2 separate regions of the Mus musculus genome follow, and region 1 is linked to region 2. A link is a loop called in an ENCODE intact Hi-C map of the cell type or tissue named here. Cell type or tissue: left cerebral cortex. All regions are shown on one strand. Each heading gives the region's core, and the rest is flanking DNA. Links, peaks and the distances in the headings are about the cores only. Region 1 has its middle 19 kb from the start of Hecw2. Region 2 overlaps Ccdc150 (coiled-coil domain containing 150).

Region 1 (8,338 bases), core at 128-8,127, 110 kb after region 2:
GAGAGAGAGGAGTTTATGGGTGCTTATACTTTAACCTTTATAGACCTCTTTCAAAGTTATATATTTTGCCACTTTATTTTTTATTAATCAATTAATTATTTTATTTACACCCCAAATGTTGCCTCCCCTCCTGTTCTCCCCTGGCAGAATTCTTCCCCCTCCCCCTCCCTTTTGCCTCCCCTAACCCCACCATGGGGTATCAAATCTTTACATAATTAACTTTGCTGCTTTATTACACTTGTGGATTCTCAGCCATGTGACTTGTGTGGAATGGGCCCTATGCCTACTTGTAGGGATGGATACTGATTGACTTGAGTTAAAAAAAATCACAAAATTTCAATCCTGTCCTGAGCTAATTGGTTGAGAAATATGCCCTGTGTTAGTTAGATTTCTGTTGCTATGTTAAAATACAGGAAACCAACCTGGAAGAGAGGGTTTTTCTTAGGGTCATGGTTGCAGAGCTTTTGTGGTGAAATTGCTTCTGGTCTAGTTCCTGGTGAAGTAGAACAACGTGTCACAGAGCATACGGTGGCATGGGGTGTCACCTCTTGTAAGACAGGAGAAAGAGGGGAGCTGGGATAAAAAACTCATTTCCATGCCCCAGATAGCAGCCCTGCCTCATGGCCCACTCATTACTGTGTTACTTAGACTTTAGTTTTCTTAAAAACAAAACATGACAAGCAACTCGTGAAAGACAAGCATTATATTGGTTCATGGTTCATAATTGGCTGATCGCATTGTTGGTGTGTCTATAGTAAGACAGAATGTTATAGTAGAAGGGGAAGCAGGGAGACTGGGAGGGGCCAGGGAAAGATATAGCCCCTAATAACACACATTGAGTGACTGATTTCATTTAACTATGCCCCACCTCCAAACATTTCTACCATTTCCCAATAATGCCATTGAGTTATGACCCCACTAGTGAATTCACACATGGCCTTGGCAAGAGCCTTTGTGATTCAATCACCTCTTTCTGGATCTAGCTGTGAACCAAGCCTTTAATACGGAAACCATAAAGGCCATTTTATTTCTAAACCATAAGGTGCTCTTAATCTGGTCAGAATCAGCGCAACCTAAGACGACCTTGTAGGCACCTCAGGAAAGGAGGTTTTCCTTCTTATCCCTCTGTACTTAAGGACATTGGATATGAGGAAGGTGGCATTGCTTTCGTCATCTTGCTTGGCTGATGATGCAGCACAAGAACTTAACTCAGGGTGTGCTTGATGCAGGTTTCAGTTATAGATGTGGGTTGGTTTAAATATGCTTGGCCCAGGGAGTGGCACTATTAGGAGGTATGGCCTTGTTGGAGTGGGTGCGGCCTTATTGGAGGAATTGAAACCTTCCTCCTAGCTTCCTGGAAGTCAGTCTTCTAGCAGCCGTTGGAACAAGAGGTAGAACTCTTAACTCCTCCAGTGTATGCCTGCCTGGATGCTGCCATGCTTCCCACCATAATGATAATGGACTAAACCTCTGAACCTGTAAGCAAGCTCCAATTAAATGTTTGCCCTTAAAAGAGTTGCTGTGGTCATTGTCTCTTCACAGCAATGAAACCCTAATAAGATAAGGGGTCCATCCTGTCACTGCTAAATCTACCTTAATATCACAAGAAATGCAGAGGCACATAAAGCACTGGGACTTTCAACAAATAGTGTCAGAACAACTGGTGCCAAACAAGGTTGTCAGTTTCAGTTAGGTAAGAATTGTTTTGGTCTATAGTAACATAGATGAGGATAGTGGCTTATGTCTCAGTCTTTATTCTGTCATGTATAATAAATCCAGAGCTTGGCAGTTTAGGTTTTGTAGCATAGTTTGCAAAGGCTACTTTTGGCTTCACTACCCTAGACATGAATTACACTCCTCAGGTCTGTTACATTCCTCAGGTATGATTACTTGCCAATTTTTTGAGGCAGAAGAGTTTGAAGCAAAAAGGATAACACATTACATTGTAGCTCAATCCACATCTTTAAACCGCTCTTCCCAGAAGAGTCTCCCCCCTCACCAAATCATTTGGCCATATTTTAATAGGAGGCTTGCAGAGATGGGTCAGATGAAGTGCTTGCCATACAAGCATGAGAACCGGAGTTCTAATCTCCAGCATGCATATAAAAGCTACGCAACGTCAGTGCCCCCAGTGCTGGGTTGAGGACAGACCGAGTGGATCCTTGGAACTCGCTGGTCAGCCAGTCTAGCTTGACAAATTGCTCTAAGTTCAGTGAGAGACTAAAAGTAATACAGAGAGTGAGAGAGGAAGGTACCTGATTGACTTTGATCTCACAGATGTTCAAACGTGTTTCCTCTGTAGTTGCATGTACAAACACACACATATAATACATACCTAATAAATTAAATGAAATTTTAATATTATAACTATATCTGGAATCATCTTAGAAATTTTTTTTTCTAGAGATATAGTTCTTCGTAGAAGAGAATCTACTCTAGTTTCTGGTGCCTGAAAGTGTTATACTACCTGTCATACTACCTGTTATACTGATGTCACTTGAAACTATAGCTTTGAAAGTCACAACCCACACAATATAGGCAACCTCTAGGAGGTTTGGAAAAGTCAAGGAAATAAAAAATAACTAATCCTTATTTAACATCTGCAGAGGACAGGCCTGGTGGGCCTTCACTTGAGTTCACTAAAACCAACTCCAGACTTTTGACTTCTAGGACTGTAAGATAAATAGCTCTAGGACTGTAAGATGTAGCTCTGTTGGTTTCTTCTGCAATAGAAGGAATGGCATATGTTCTCCAAACCTCTCGTTGCTTGGGGACAGCCAGTTTCCAAGGCCATCAGTATTATATCCTTCCAATCATAAAAGCATAGTTCACCTAAGAAGAGGCTTGTCTTAAATTAATGGACTTTAAATTTAAGCTCTGGGTAGCTGTGAAGGCCACAGGGTGTCATTTCATCTGCTCCCAGGGAAGACAGTCTTTGGGCAGTGGTAGCAGAGTAGCATTAAGGTGTTGCCATAACAGCTTTAGTTAACAGTGGGAAAACTGTATTTACAACTGGATTTCAAAGAGTAGATCAAAGACTTTTTAATTGTATTAGAAAACTTAGCACTAAAAGAAGCTTGATTGTCATAAATACAATGGTTGTACAGAGGATATTTGGACACTCTTAATCATAGTGCAATTTTCTAATTTTGTAATGTCGACACTAAGTGTTTTGGAAATTTTTGTATATTGTACACCCATGAAAGAAATATAATAGCTAGAATTCTTCCATAAAAGAAGGAATCTAGGACGGCGTGGTTGGCCACGCCTTTAATCCCAGCACTCGGGAGGCAGAGGCAGGTGGATTTCTGAGTTCAAGGCCAGCCTGGTCTACAAAGTGAGTTCCAGGACAACCAGGGCTATGCAGAGAAACCCTGTCTTGAAAAAAAGAAGAAGAAGAAGGAGGAGGAGGAGGAGGAGGAGGAGGAGGAGGAGGAGGAGGAGGAGGAGGAGAAGGAGAAGGAGAAGGAGAAGGAGGAGAAGGAGAAGGAGAGAGAGAGAGAAGGAGAAGGAGAAGGAGGAATCTATGTGGTATTTCTGTTTCATGTGATAGCTAGGTCATGAGGTAAGTCTAGCTTATTATGAACAAACTAAACCAAAATGATCAAAGGCCTAAACTAATAAACTCTTAACTGTTAGCAGAAACAATTACATGATGCTACTTAGAGAAAAACAGTATTTTCCTTTAGAAGAGTCAAGGCAAAGTAGAATGAAACCCCCCACCCCCATCTCTTGGTGCATGGGTTCTTTAGTGATCATTAGTGTTGCCTCTGAGTGCTGTGTAAACAGAGTCTCTTTGGCATGGCAACTGTTTCTGGGTAGGTCTCAGCTTCCTAAGGAGTTCACAGGGAAGGGGCTGCTTTAGATCAGGGAGCTGAGGAACCCTGTGTGGCCTGTAGGATGAGCATATAAAGCTTGGTCTCACCACCTCTATTCAGACACAGTAAATAAGGATCAGTAAGGAGATCAGTGAACACCATCTCCAAATGCAGAAGTGGGGGAGCATTCACCACAAGTTGGGGGGCTACTGATGCCGTGCTTTTTGGGGGGTCTTCAGTTTGATGTTATGCTCTCTGCTTAGCAGAGTGACTCCTTAGCTTATTTTTATGAAAAGATGACTAGGACTTAAGAAAAAATTAATTTCAATTCAGTGTGCAGGTAATGTGCACTCACACTGGTACAACCATCTATTTTCAGAATTTTTTTTTTATCTTTATAATCTGAAACCCAGTTCCTGTTAACCAGCAGCTTCACACGTCCTCCTCCTCCCCAGGAGCCATGGCTACTCCACTCACTGTCTTTGAATCTGATTGACCAAGAGCCCTTCTATTTGTCCAGTTGTGTCTACCTTGTTGTAGTCTAGTGTCTTCAAGATTCCTCCTTTTCAAGGCTGCATAATACTCACTTCATTTATATACCATATTTGTTTATCCATTTCATTTTTCTGGACATTGAATTGTTTCCACATTTTGTGAATAAAGCTACTGTATGTGCTAGTGAACACATGTCTTTTTAAATAGACGACAGGGAGGATATGGACAAGATCCCCAAAATTGGATGACAAGATATCAGCAGACTCTCTTAGCCTGTTTGGTGTGCTGTAACAAAATACCATATGCTCGGTAGCATATTGACAACATAGATTTGGTTTTCACATTTCTAGAGACTGAAGAGTCCAAGATGAAAATTCTAGCAGCCTGGGTGTCTGGTGAAGGACATAGTCCTTCGTGGATGGTGCCTTCTAATTCCATCTTTACAGAGTAAAAAACTAAACAAACTTCTGGGGGCCGTTTAGTTTTTCACAAGATTGTTTGCTCATGGTCTGATTGCCTCCCACAGGCCTGCCTCCTGACATATCACATTAGGAATCAGGAATCAATATAATAATGGAAGAGGTACAAACATTGAAGTCACAGTAGAAACTCCACACATATCGAGGCTTTGAGTTGGTAAGTGCAGAATTCCAAAACACAAGCAGATTTCCAGTTACAAATCATTGCTCTGGTGTACCAAGAAGGAAATAAGGTTTCAAAAAAAGTTAAAAAGACTTCAGTGGAACTTTTTTTGTTTAAAAAAAAAATCTAGGGTCTTCTGCATGTTAAGTAAGCACTTTATCAATTCAACTACATCCCAGGCCTCAACATACATCCTTTTGCATCTGTTGTTTTTATTCAACACTTGCTTGTGACGATAACCAATATCGTTATTTAACTATTATTTGCTTATTTTCATTATTTGTATAGTATCCCATGTGAGTTTTAAAATTTTTATATTTATTAAAGTGATTGATTGTGTGACAAATGTGCTTTGTATATGTGTGCTTTGCACGTTTGTGTGTACATGTGCATGTGTGCCTCTGTGTGTGTGTCTTCCATAGCTTGCGTATATGGAAGTCAGAGGACAACTTGCAGTAGCCATTTCTCTCTTTTCACTATGGAGGCTTTGGAGACTGAACTCAGGTCCTTAGGTTTGGTGGCAGGTTTGGCGTCTTTGCCCACTAAGCCATCTAAGTCCTCTTTAAACAAAACAAAACAAAACAAAACAACCCAAAACAAAATCACACATATGAACAACACAAAAGCAAATCATGCAAAAAATAGTCCATAAAATATCTAGAGTATGGTTCTGAGTGTGATACCACAATAACATTTTCTTAGGGTTTTTATTTCTGCACAAACATCATGACCAAGATGCAAGTTGGAGAGGAAAGGATTTATTCAGCTTACACTTTCCACATTGCTGTTCATCACCAAAGGATGTCAGGACTGGAACTCAAGCAGGTCAGGAAGCAGGAGCTGATGCAGAGGCCATGGAGGGATGTGTCTTACTGCCTTGCTTCCCCTGGCTTGCTCAGCCTGCTCTCTTATAGAACCCAAGACTACCAGCCCAGGGATGGCACCACCCACAAGGGGCCCTCCTCCCTTGATCACTAATTGAGAAAATGCCTTACAGCTGGATCTCATGGAGGCATTTCCTCAATTGAAGCTTTCTTTCTCTGTGATAACTCCAGCTTGTGTCAAGTTGACACACAAAACCAGCAAGCACAAACATGATACAAATATCTGTCTGCAAAATCTTCTGTTATCTCTACCAGATGGCAGAATCTTGATCTAATGATTGAACAGTTCGAGTACCGAAAATGCTCTTCATCTACAGGTCAGTAAACAGAAATGTAAACAGCACCAGTAATTCAGTATCAAAACAGACTCAATGAATGTAGAGCTAAGATTACCCAATGGCAATTGATTCAGGTTCTATTGACTTGAAATCTATTGATCTGAACCATAAAGGCCGTCTAGCCCAGATGCACTTCTGTGACTATATCATTTCTCAAAGTGTGAATATCCTGAAAATGTCTGCCAGAGTGCCCTATAGAACATAAAAGGCCTACTGGGCTGGGATACCCTGGGGAATGTCATGAAAAGTCCTTTCACAGAGGCTTGGTTGGAGTTAGGTAAACAAGGATTACTGAGGGACCCAAGCAGCAATGGAATGATGATGCTATCCATAAGTAAAGGGGTGGGGGAAGGGAAGGCATGTCCCTGGAGTGCAGGAGGGGCTGCAGCAGTGGAGGGTAGACTCCCTGTGGAGGGAATAAGGATGGATGGCTGTGAGGGACATTCTGATCTCCAGGGCTAGTGAATGAAGGAGCAGCTGTGCAGACCTATGGGTAAGCCTCCCAGGACACAAAGCTGGGCAATGAATGGAGGAACCCCAGTCTGAGGACTGGCTTGACTTACAGATAATACAGGGTCAGAAGATAAGTCTGAGGTGGTGTCACACTGGCCCCGGACATAAGTGAGGAACAATACTTAAAAGGATACCATAATCAAACTTCTTGTATTTGATGTTATTTCACTTTTGCTTTCAATTTCCTTGTACTTTCTATGCTTCCATTTTACGTTGAGTCTTCTTAGATTAATTGCTGTGTCACCTTTGTGTGACCTTAAACTAAGACACAACAGAAACTTCTTGGCACAACTGTCAGTAATGATACAGCTTCTGGGAAAAGTGTATTTTCTTTGGCCAAAGGCTATAGCATCAGACACAGTCTTCCCCATAAACAGAATCATGTCTCGGGTTAATTTTAAACCAAGTTTTAAATGCTGGGTCATTCTGTCCACCAATAAGAAAAATATGCAGACTATATCGTACATATTGTATTTTCAATTCACTCATGATACATTTTAGGTATAAAATAAAAATACCTTCCTCTTTGGTAATAACTTTTCATTAAAAATATTTATTTTATTTATATGAGTACACTGTAGCTGTCTTCAGACAAAAGAGGACATCAGATCCTCTTATAGATGGTTGTGATCTACCATGTGGTTGTTGGGAATTGAACTCAGGTCCTCTGAAAGAGCAGTCAGTGCTCTTAACTGATGAGTCATCTCTTCAGTTTTGGAGACTTTTTATATCTTAATTTCTTTTCTTCTTATCTTTGGAAATTGTCAAAATATAATATATCCATTAACATCAGATGTTGGGGGAGCTTCCTATGTAACTGAAAATGTTATAAGGAACTGTTAGGGTTTCTATTACTATGATGACATACCATGGTCAAAACAATTTGAACAGTGTAGTGGTTTGAATAGGCTTGACCCATGGGAAGTGGCACAATTAGGAGATGTGGCCTTGTTGGAGTAGGTGTGGTATTGTAGGAGTAAGTGTGTCAAGGTGGGGGTGGGCTTTGATGGCCTATGCTCAAGCTCTGCCCAGGATGGGAGGGAGACCCTCCTCTTGGCTGCCTGCAGAAGATAGTTTCCCCTGGTTGCCTTCTGAATAAGATGTAGAACTCTTGGCTTCTCTAGCACCATGTCTGCTTGTATGCTGCCATGTTTCTCACCATGATGATAATGGACTGAACCTCTGAAACTGTAAGCCAGCCCTAGTTAAGTGTTTGTCTTTATAGGAATTGCTTTGGTCATGGTGTCTCTTCATAGTAATGAAATCCTAATTAAGACAGGAGGAAAGGGTTTATTTGGCTTACACTTCTATATTGCTGTCCAGCATCAAAGGAAGTCAGGACAATTACTCAAGCATGGTAAGAACCTGTAGGCAAAACCTGATGTAAAGGCCATGGAGAGGTGCTGCTACCTGGCTTCCTTCCCCTGGCTTGCTCAGTCTGCTTTCTTATAGAACCCAGGACATCAGTCCCGGTGCAGCCCCACCCACAATGGGCTAGGCCCTCCCCCAATGATCACTAATTTAACAATGCCTTAAAATTGGGGCACTTTGTTAACTGGATCTCCCTCTTCTCTAATGACTCTAGCTTATGTCAAGCTGATATAAAACTAGCTGTTACAAAAGGAAAGCAGAAAGAATAAAAAAAAGA
Region 2 (8,338 bases), core at 36-8,035:
GCAGGGGAGGGCAGAGGCACCAAGCAATGCCTCGAACTTGCACCATTGTACCGGTGCCTCACAGCAGTTGCTTTCTGCAGGCACTAGGCATACCTGAGTATATTTGACCTCTAAAGCCTTATTCAGCTTATGTAGATGGTCCTTCTGCAGCATGGTTTCAGCGAATGTGTGAAGCTGTGCTTCTAGCTGTTTAACCTTTGTCTACAAGGAAAACAAAGAGTGGAGGAAGATGTCATACGTTTTTGTTAAAAAAAAATAGAGAACACATGAAACTTGAAAAGCAAATCCTGCATTTTTCTAATGTTGCAAACAATTCTGTCTTAACTCATTGCTACAAGCAGGCTACAGCTGTGTAAACGGGTTAAGACAAGGCATCTGCTCTCTGTGGCCTAAGGAAAGTCCAAATGGAGATGATCATGAATAATTCCGGGAAGACTGTTCTGCAGATAAATCTCAAATACGAGTGAACTGTGGTACCAGTATTCAGAACAATTTCTGAGGGTGGATAATTAGGAGGAGAGAGAGAGAGAGAGAGAGAGAGAGAGAGAGAGAGAGAGAGAGAGAGAGAGAGAGAGAGAGAGAGAGAGAGAGAGAGAGAGAGATTGACTTGTATTTTGCTCAAAGAGAACTAGGAAAGTTAAATAGAGTGCTTATATGTTGCATTGTATTTTAAAATTACCTCCTAAAGGCATGGTGATACATACCTGTTATCTTAGTCCTTAAGAAGCAGAGGCAGAAGGGTTACTGTGAGTTCTTAAATAAGATTACTTTGTGACAGGCTGAAAAGCCTGGACTTGGTCCCGAGGCGAAAAGTTCATGGAAACTTAGTCTTCTGGAACCGTGGCATCCTGTAATAACGAATGCTCCAAATCTGTCCTCGCTTTAGTCAGTGGACAGATCTGTGTGCTTTCCCTCAGTATTGCTTTAAGTGCCTCTATGATTTTGACATATAGCTAAGTTAGATTCTTCACCAGTCCTAGGCAGTCTTTCAGCCGACCCTGGGCATGGATAGCTGAGTCACTGCCCTACAAAGGAATTTACCATTATCTAGGAAGGAAGGAAGGTTTGTGGTCTAAGGAAGAGCCAGAGTAGATACTTAGAACTATAGATAGCTGAGTTACACCCATACACAGGAATTTACAATGGCCTAGGGGGAAGGGGGACTAGAATAGGAACTATGACAAGGGCACAAGCCCTTGCCCCTGACTTCTTAGATTAAGCTGACCTTAGGTGGGGCTGCTTTTGATCCCAATTGTTGACAAGGGTTCTATCCCAGTTGGTTCCTGTTAGCTTTTAGTATGCATTCCTCTGTTTTGTGTAAAAGTCACTCATAAGACTGGTACTCGCTTTGAGACACATTACATTCAGATACCACACACTCTCTCTGTTTTCATATCTGTTTGTCACCCCCCTTTTTCGTCACCAACTCCATTGCCCACCATACCGGGAACCCAATTTTCTCCCACAGATTGAGGGTGGCTGACTGAGGCCGGTCCGCGGCATTTATGGAATAATAAGTTTTACTTCATCCTTAGGACTCACCATCTTGTAGCCTCCGAGGAACAGTGAAGTGCAGCCTACCGTCAGTTAAAGTACTTTATCTTTTATCACTTAGTAGGAATTCTTACTCAAGATATTTAAGACAGGAAGGAACACAGAAGCACTGGTCAGAAGCAAATGAACCCTGCTCCCTCAAGTCTGGTGATCTAGTAAGTGTTAAAAACCAGTCTGTTACCTGCTTATCAATAAGTCTGGGAACATGGCTAAATTAGGCCATGGTCAGATGCTCATACAGTTCCATTGATCTGAATACACACACACACACACACACACACACACACACACACAGAGTATCTATTATATATCCCTATAGATAGCAATATATATTGGTACCTATAGTTACATAAATTATGAGACAGCCAAAAAAATTAAGAGCTTCCTTTTAACCTGTTTACACTGTAATGTAAATATTGATTCATTACATTTCCTAGATATTTTTAGTATACATTGCAAAATTTAAATAAAGTATGACATATCTACAATGGCAGTTCATTTATAAATTGAAATGAGATTTAGAGTTAAAATAACCCAAATAGCCAATTTTTAAAATTCCAGTTTCATTTTGTGGCACTGAGAGTAAAGCCAGGACCGTACTATAAGTGTAACTCATTTCAACTGCCTTTCATTTGCCTTCAAGCTCTGAACCTTGTTTGTCTACTAACTTTAATATGAGGGAAAAATGAATGCTGACATGTTTGGCAAGCCTATTGTGAGATTACTCAACATTTCAATTGTCCAGTCCAGAGCCTAAGTGGGTTTCATTTTACATTGTTTAGCCCAGCTGTTAGCGGTTTGGCATGTTAGGCAAATATTCTGCCATTGTCCTAAGCCCTAACTCCAAATACATTTTGACTACAAATAAACACATTCAGGCAACTATGGTGATTTCAGCACAGTCTGGTCATTTTTATTTCTATGGCCCCTGCCTACTAGTCATACTGTAATATCCAAAATGAATTCAAGACCACCCAGTACCTTCCCCCTTTGAAAAGGACATTCCAAACTGTACTAGCAGGCAAAGTGCAGAGCCAGATAAGGAAGCTGGCTGACCAAACAAGTGTAAAAACATAGTTTTAGTGGTCAAAATGATTAAACCTGCAGCTACCAAAATAATATTAGCTGTTCTCAAAGAAATAGCCATAACAAAATTAGTAATTCTCCTGTTTCCTGCCCTTCTGACATGGGTTAAATGTTAACCAGATGCTCTGCTGACATAGATAAGCACCCGCCCTGCAGAATTGCTGTTACCTCCATCTGCACGTACAATTTGCTGATGGTTAAACTATCCAATTGTGTGTAACCATGACAATTTCCCCTATCCCCCAACTTTTTTCCTATATAAACCCCTAACTTTTGAGCCTCAGGGTTGACTCCTCTGTCTCCTGTGTGAGATATGTGTTGGCCCAGAGCTCCATCATTAAAATGCCTTGTGTGTTTGCATCAAGACAGTCTCTCGTGATTCCTTGGGTGTGCGCACTGTCTTGGGACTTGAGTGGGGGGTCTCCCCACTGAGGTCTTTCATTTGGAGGTTCCACCAAGATTTGCATGACACCCAGGAACCCCGAAGACCCCTTGGAGGTATGTCTGTGTGAGTCTTATATGTTGTCTGAATGCCCGAGTATGGGGCCGCTGAGTTTGTGTTTGGTTTCAGTTTTCTGGCAGCTGCCACTGTGGGCTGTAAGGACCCAGTGGCTGTGGAAGGAGACATCCTAGGGCCGTAGGCTGCAACCCTGGAAGACGTTCCAAGGGTGGAAGGGAGTGGATGTGGAATCCCACCCTGTCAGGAAGGGAGTGGAAGTGGAATCCCACCCCATCAGGAAAGTCAAGAGAGCCTGGCTTTTGTCTTTCAGAATGAAGGAGACAGAGTGCTCCTACTGGGAAGGGAGTAGAAGTGGAATCCCTCCCTGCCTGCCTGCCTATCTGTCTGTCTGTCTTGTTCACTTGTGTGTCCTCCTTCTGATTCTGTTTTGCTTTTGGTTTGTCTGGTTTCAGTCCTAAGGGGACGACTGGTTATCTTGGTTTGGTTTTAGGCCGGTCTTAGGTTTTGGGGGCCTTCTCATGGAAAGGGGCCCATTTGGGGTGGTTGCAGTGACAGGCAGATGTGCCAAAACGTCACTGGCCACAACGAGGACACTCTGGTGTGTAAGACGCCCTGTATTGGTCTTGTTTGTTCGGTTACTTTCTGTATCTGTGGAATTACTGTGACACTTTATCTGGAAGGTTTCGGTTGTGTGTTTTGTTTGTCTCTTTGCGTTTGGACTTGGACTGATGGCTGAGGACTGTTTTGAGTTATGCCCTCTGGAATAAGCCTAAGAATCCTGTCAGATCCCGATGCTGACCTCTTCCTTTCAGATCCTCAGCTGCACTGCCTCCCACTCTCCAACTCCAGAGAGCAGCCATCGGGTCACAGTGGTCCCACCCAGGGACCTGGAGCCTAGGGAGGAAAGAACAAGAGGTGGTCCCTGAGAAGTCAGCGGCACAGTTGTGGCTGCTGAAGGAGAGATGGAGGAGGCTGTAGAAGTGGCCGGCCAGGGGTGCCCTGTGGTATTCCTAGCCCTGGCTGCTTCTCATACTTGCCTAATTATGTTTCCCTTTCCCCTGGATCCCACCTGCCCATCTCTAGGCTTTGGCAGTAAGCCAGCGTGCCTCTTGTTAGCAGAAAAAGAGCTTTCACTTTGAGATGTCAGTGACCCAGCAGCTGGCTGTGAGAGCTGGGTTCCCTTCCCTGCCCCATGTATCTTCTCGGGGCCCCCTCCCTGCTGGCCATGAGTCTGTTCCAAGCTCCAGTGAGGGAGGCATCTGCCCACTTGGGGCTTCTCCTGTCCAAGGTAAGGAGCACCTGCGAGTCTAACCACCAGGCTCTGATGGGGGTTTTGTCTCTGTGGGGCTAGAAAGTGCCCCAACAATCTGACCAAGGTAACAGGAAGTTACAGAAGTTAGGAGAAGGACAGGGTAAGTCGGTAAGAAAGTTAGTGTAAATCAATAAGAAAGTGCAGAGGAGGAGAAACGAAGGAAGGATAGAGGTCTGGAGGGAAGTGAGTTAAGAGCAAAGCTTCAGCAGACTCAGGAGAGATGGATGACAGTGGCAAATAGAGAGGTTAACAGTGAGGAGAAGTGAAAATAGAGATGAAGGAGATTAGAGAGGTCTGAAATGGGAGCAATATTCTGAATGAGAAATATTTAGAAGAGGAACCAGTAAGTAAGAGACAGGCAAGAGGAAGAGTTGAGGAAACATGAGGCTGACAAAGACAGAGACCAGATTCAGAATCAGAGATGTGCAGTGAGACAGAAGGATAAAACAGGGTAGAGGTGAACTATGAGAGAAGATAAGTGATAGGATAGGGACGTGATAATTAGATAACATCCAAAGGAAGCAAAGACAAGGAGGAGAAACAAAAAGATATATCTACATCTACATCTACATCTACATCTACATCTACATCTACATCTACATCTACATCTACATCTACATCTACATCTATCTATCTATCTATCTATCTATCTATCTATCTATCTATCTATCTATCTATCTATCTATCTATGGAGAGAGAGAGAGAGAGCATTGTATGAGATCTCCATTACAGTTAGGAAACAGCAGCAAAGAGGTAAATAAGAAAGACTACAGCTCAGCAAACTGGCACATGCTGATAATGCTAGCACTTAGAAATGATCTATAAGGAACAGGGAGCCAGGGAATTAAAAAGGAATAAGAGAAGATGCTAGCCACAATAGTCAGAGAAACTAGAGAACTTAGATAGTACCTGGCAACTACAGAAAGCTTTTGGCTAAAGATCAATGTGTTTACTGTAAAGAAAAAGGGCACTGGGTGAGAGACTGCCCCAACAAAAAGAAGAGGAGCCCCCCCCCCCTGCCTCGTGACCAAACCCTTCCACCTGTTTGTGGCTAAAAGTAAAGGGATAGCAAAAGGGGGTGCTAACACAGAAGCCGAGTCCTTGGAAGAGGCCTGTGGCCTACCTGCCGAAGCAGCTAGAAAAGAGACTGTGTTTCATATTCCCCCCACCGACCAGTTCAAATCAAGTTAGAGAAGTTCCTGAGCACTGTGGACTTTTGCAGACTGTGGATTCCAGGTTTTGTTGAATTAAAAACAGCCGTTCGTATGGAAAATAATGAACAATAGGCCTTTGATGCCATTAAGACTGCCCTAATGTTGGCTTCAGCGTTAGGCCTCCCAGATGTGACTGAGAACAAAGATATTGCCAAAGGGGTTCTTACTCAGAGATTGAGGCCCTGGAAAAGACCTGTGGCACACTTATCTAAGAAATTAGACCCTGTGACAGTGGGATGGCCTGCTTGCTTGCACACCGTGGCTACTATAACATTACTGGTCAAGGACGCAGATATATTGGCTTTGTGACAGAACCTGGTAATCTCAGTGCTGCATGCCCTAGAAAGTGTGTTTAAGCGCCCTGATCGATGGCTGACTAACGCTCGCATGACTCATTGCCAGACTCTGTTGTTCAACTCTGATAGAGTCACTTTTGCCTCCCGCAAGTCTGAACTCAGCTACCCTGCTCCCAGACCCAGACTTTCAGCAGGTTCTTGCTGAGACGCATAGGTGACATGGAGATCTGACAGACCAGTTACTAGAGGGTGCAGATGTTACCTGGTTCATAGACTGGAACAGCTATCTAGAAGAAGAGAAAAAAAAACATACTGGAGCAGCTGTGGTAGCTGGACAGGCCCTGCCAGAGGACACATCGGCTCAAAAGACTCAACATCTACATGGATAGCAGGTATGCTTTTGCCACAGCTCATGTCTATGGGACCATATATCAACAGAGGAGTCTACTGACACCGGGAAGAAAAAGAAAATAAAAACAAAGAAGAAATGCTGGCTCTACTGAGGCCCTCCATGACCCTGCCAAGGTAAACATCATCCACTGTCCTAGGCACCAGAAGAGAGATACCATGATAACAAGGGGCAACAACATGACAGACTGAGAAGCACAAGCAGTTACAACCATGGCCCTGCTGGTGCTCCTGGCAATGGAGCCCGAGTTTGCCTACGTAGCAGAGGATTTAGCCCTCATTTCCAAAGATTCCAGTCACCAGTTCAGCAAAAATAAGAGACTGTGATACACCTCCAGGGAAAGAAAATCCTGCCACAAAGACAAGCAGAAGCTGTGATCAAACAGATGCATCAGTGGACTCACTTAGAGGTAAGCAAGCTCATCCAGACATTCTCCAAGCCTAAGTACCATGTACCAGGTTTAAAACACCTTGTGGAACAGGTGGTGCACAAGTGTGTGTCCTGCCAAAGAGTCAATGTCTGCCACACTATAGTAGATCCAGGGAAAAGACACTGGGAAGACAGACCCGGTGTCTACTGGGAAATAGACTTTACTGAGAAAAATATGTATATGAATACCCTCTGGGTTTTGTGAACGTACTCAAGATGGATAGAAGCTTTTCCCTGTAAAAATGAGACTGTTCAGATAGTCATCAAGAAGATTACTGAAGAAATGTTTCCAAGTTTCAGAGTGCCAAAAGCAATAGTGTCAGATAATGGCCCTGCCTCTGTTGCCCAGATAAGTCAGGGTGTGGCCAAGTATTTAGAGGGCAAATGAAAATTACAATGTGTGTACAGACCTCAGAGCTCAGGACAGATAGAAAGAATGAATAGAACTCTAAAAGAGACCTTGACAAAATTAACCATGGAGACTGGCGTAGACTTGGTGCTCCTTCCCCTTGCCCTATTTGGAACTGAAATACTCCCTCTTGATTCAGTCTAGTTACTCTTTTTGAGATTGTTTATAGGGCTCCCATGCCCATAACTGTCTTAAATGATGTGTTTAAATCTACATGTTGTTGTAATAATGATCTGTATGCTAAGTTAAAAGGCTTGCAGGTGGTGCAGAAAGAATTCTGGTCATAACTGGCTACAGTGAATGAGCCGGGTACCCCAAAGACATCCCACCAGTTCCAAGTCGGAGATCTGATCTACGTGCACCTTCATCACGCCCAGACCCTCAAGCCTCGCTGAAAGGGTCCCTGCCTAGTCCTGTTTCCTACCCCTTCTTATCTTCTTCTTGTTCTTAACCTTTGGCCCATGTTTCCTTAATGGCTTAAGTACAGTACAAGTTTTGATGTTCAGAAAACAAAATCAGTAACTGTAACAAAGTGAGACATCATTTCAGGATGATTAAACCTGCAGCTACCAAAATAATATTAGCTGTTCTCAAAGAAATAGCCATAACAAGATTAGCAATTCTCCTGTCTCCCGCCCTTCTGACATGTGTTAAATGTTAACCAGATGCTCTGCTGACATAGACAAGCACCCGCCCTTCAGAATTGCTGTTACCTCGATCTGCACATACAATTTGCTGATGTTTAAACTGTCCAATTGTGTGTAACCATGCCAATTTCCCCTATCCCCCGATTTTTTTCCTATATAAACCCCTAACTTTTGAGCCTCAGGGTCGACTCCTCTGTCTCCTGCATGAGATATGTGTTGGCCCAGAGCTCCATCATTAAAATGCCTTGTGTGTTTGCATCAAGACAGTCTCTCGTGATTCCTTGGGTGTGCATACTGTCTTGGGACTTGAGTGGGGGTCTCCCCACTGAGGTCTTTCAATACAATATACTAGTCATACAATACACCACCCAACAGTTTACACCAGACTCACCAGAAGCAGGGCAGCAAGATTTGCTTTTATACTACTGAGAAGAGAAAGAAGACAGGAGAAAATACATAGTGTATACTTAACCAGAATCAAAATCTAGGTAACCAACCAGGGGTGTCAGAAGTCAGCATGGT

The links. A loop is a pair of places that touch in the nucleus more often than their neighbours do. Peaks named below come from ENCODE experiments on the same cell type or tissue, not always from the same donor. Only the 100,000 strongest peaks of a DNase experiment are listed, where the experiment ranks them.
Region 1: a loop joins it to region 2, with 2.2 times the contacts of the local background. A loop is called at or near these places in 2 of 42 quality-filtered maps.

Annotation. Positions count from the first base shown.
Region 1 is chr1:54,210,192-54,218,529 of GRCm38, reverse strand. No RefSeq gene overlaps it. Among named protein-coding and RNA genes, the nearest start is that of Hecw2, 19 kb to the right of the region's middle. In left cerebral cortex, for the core only: no CTCF peak of the experiment used is centred there; no DNase peak of the experiment used is centred there.
Region 2 is chr1:54,320,820-54,329,157 of GRCm38, reverse strand. It overlaps Ccdc150 (coiled-coil domain containing 150), which reads right to left. Exons shown (of 28, transcript NM_030025.2): 16 at 94-201. Among named protein-coding and RNA genes, the nearest start is that of Ccdc150, 74 kb to the right of the region's middle. In left cerebral cortex, for the core only: no CTCF peak of the experiment used is centred there; no DNase peak of the experiment used is centred there.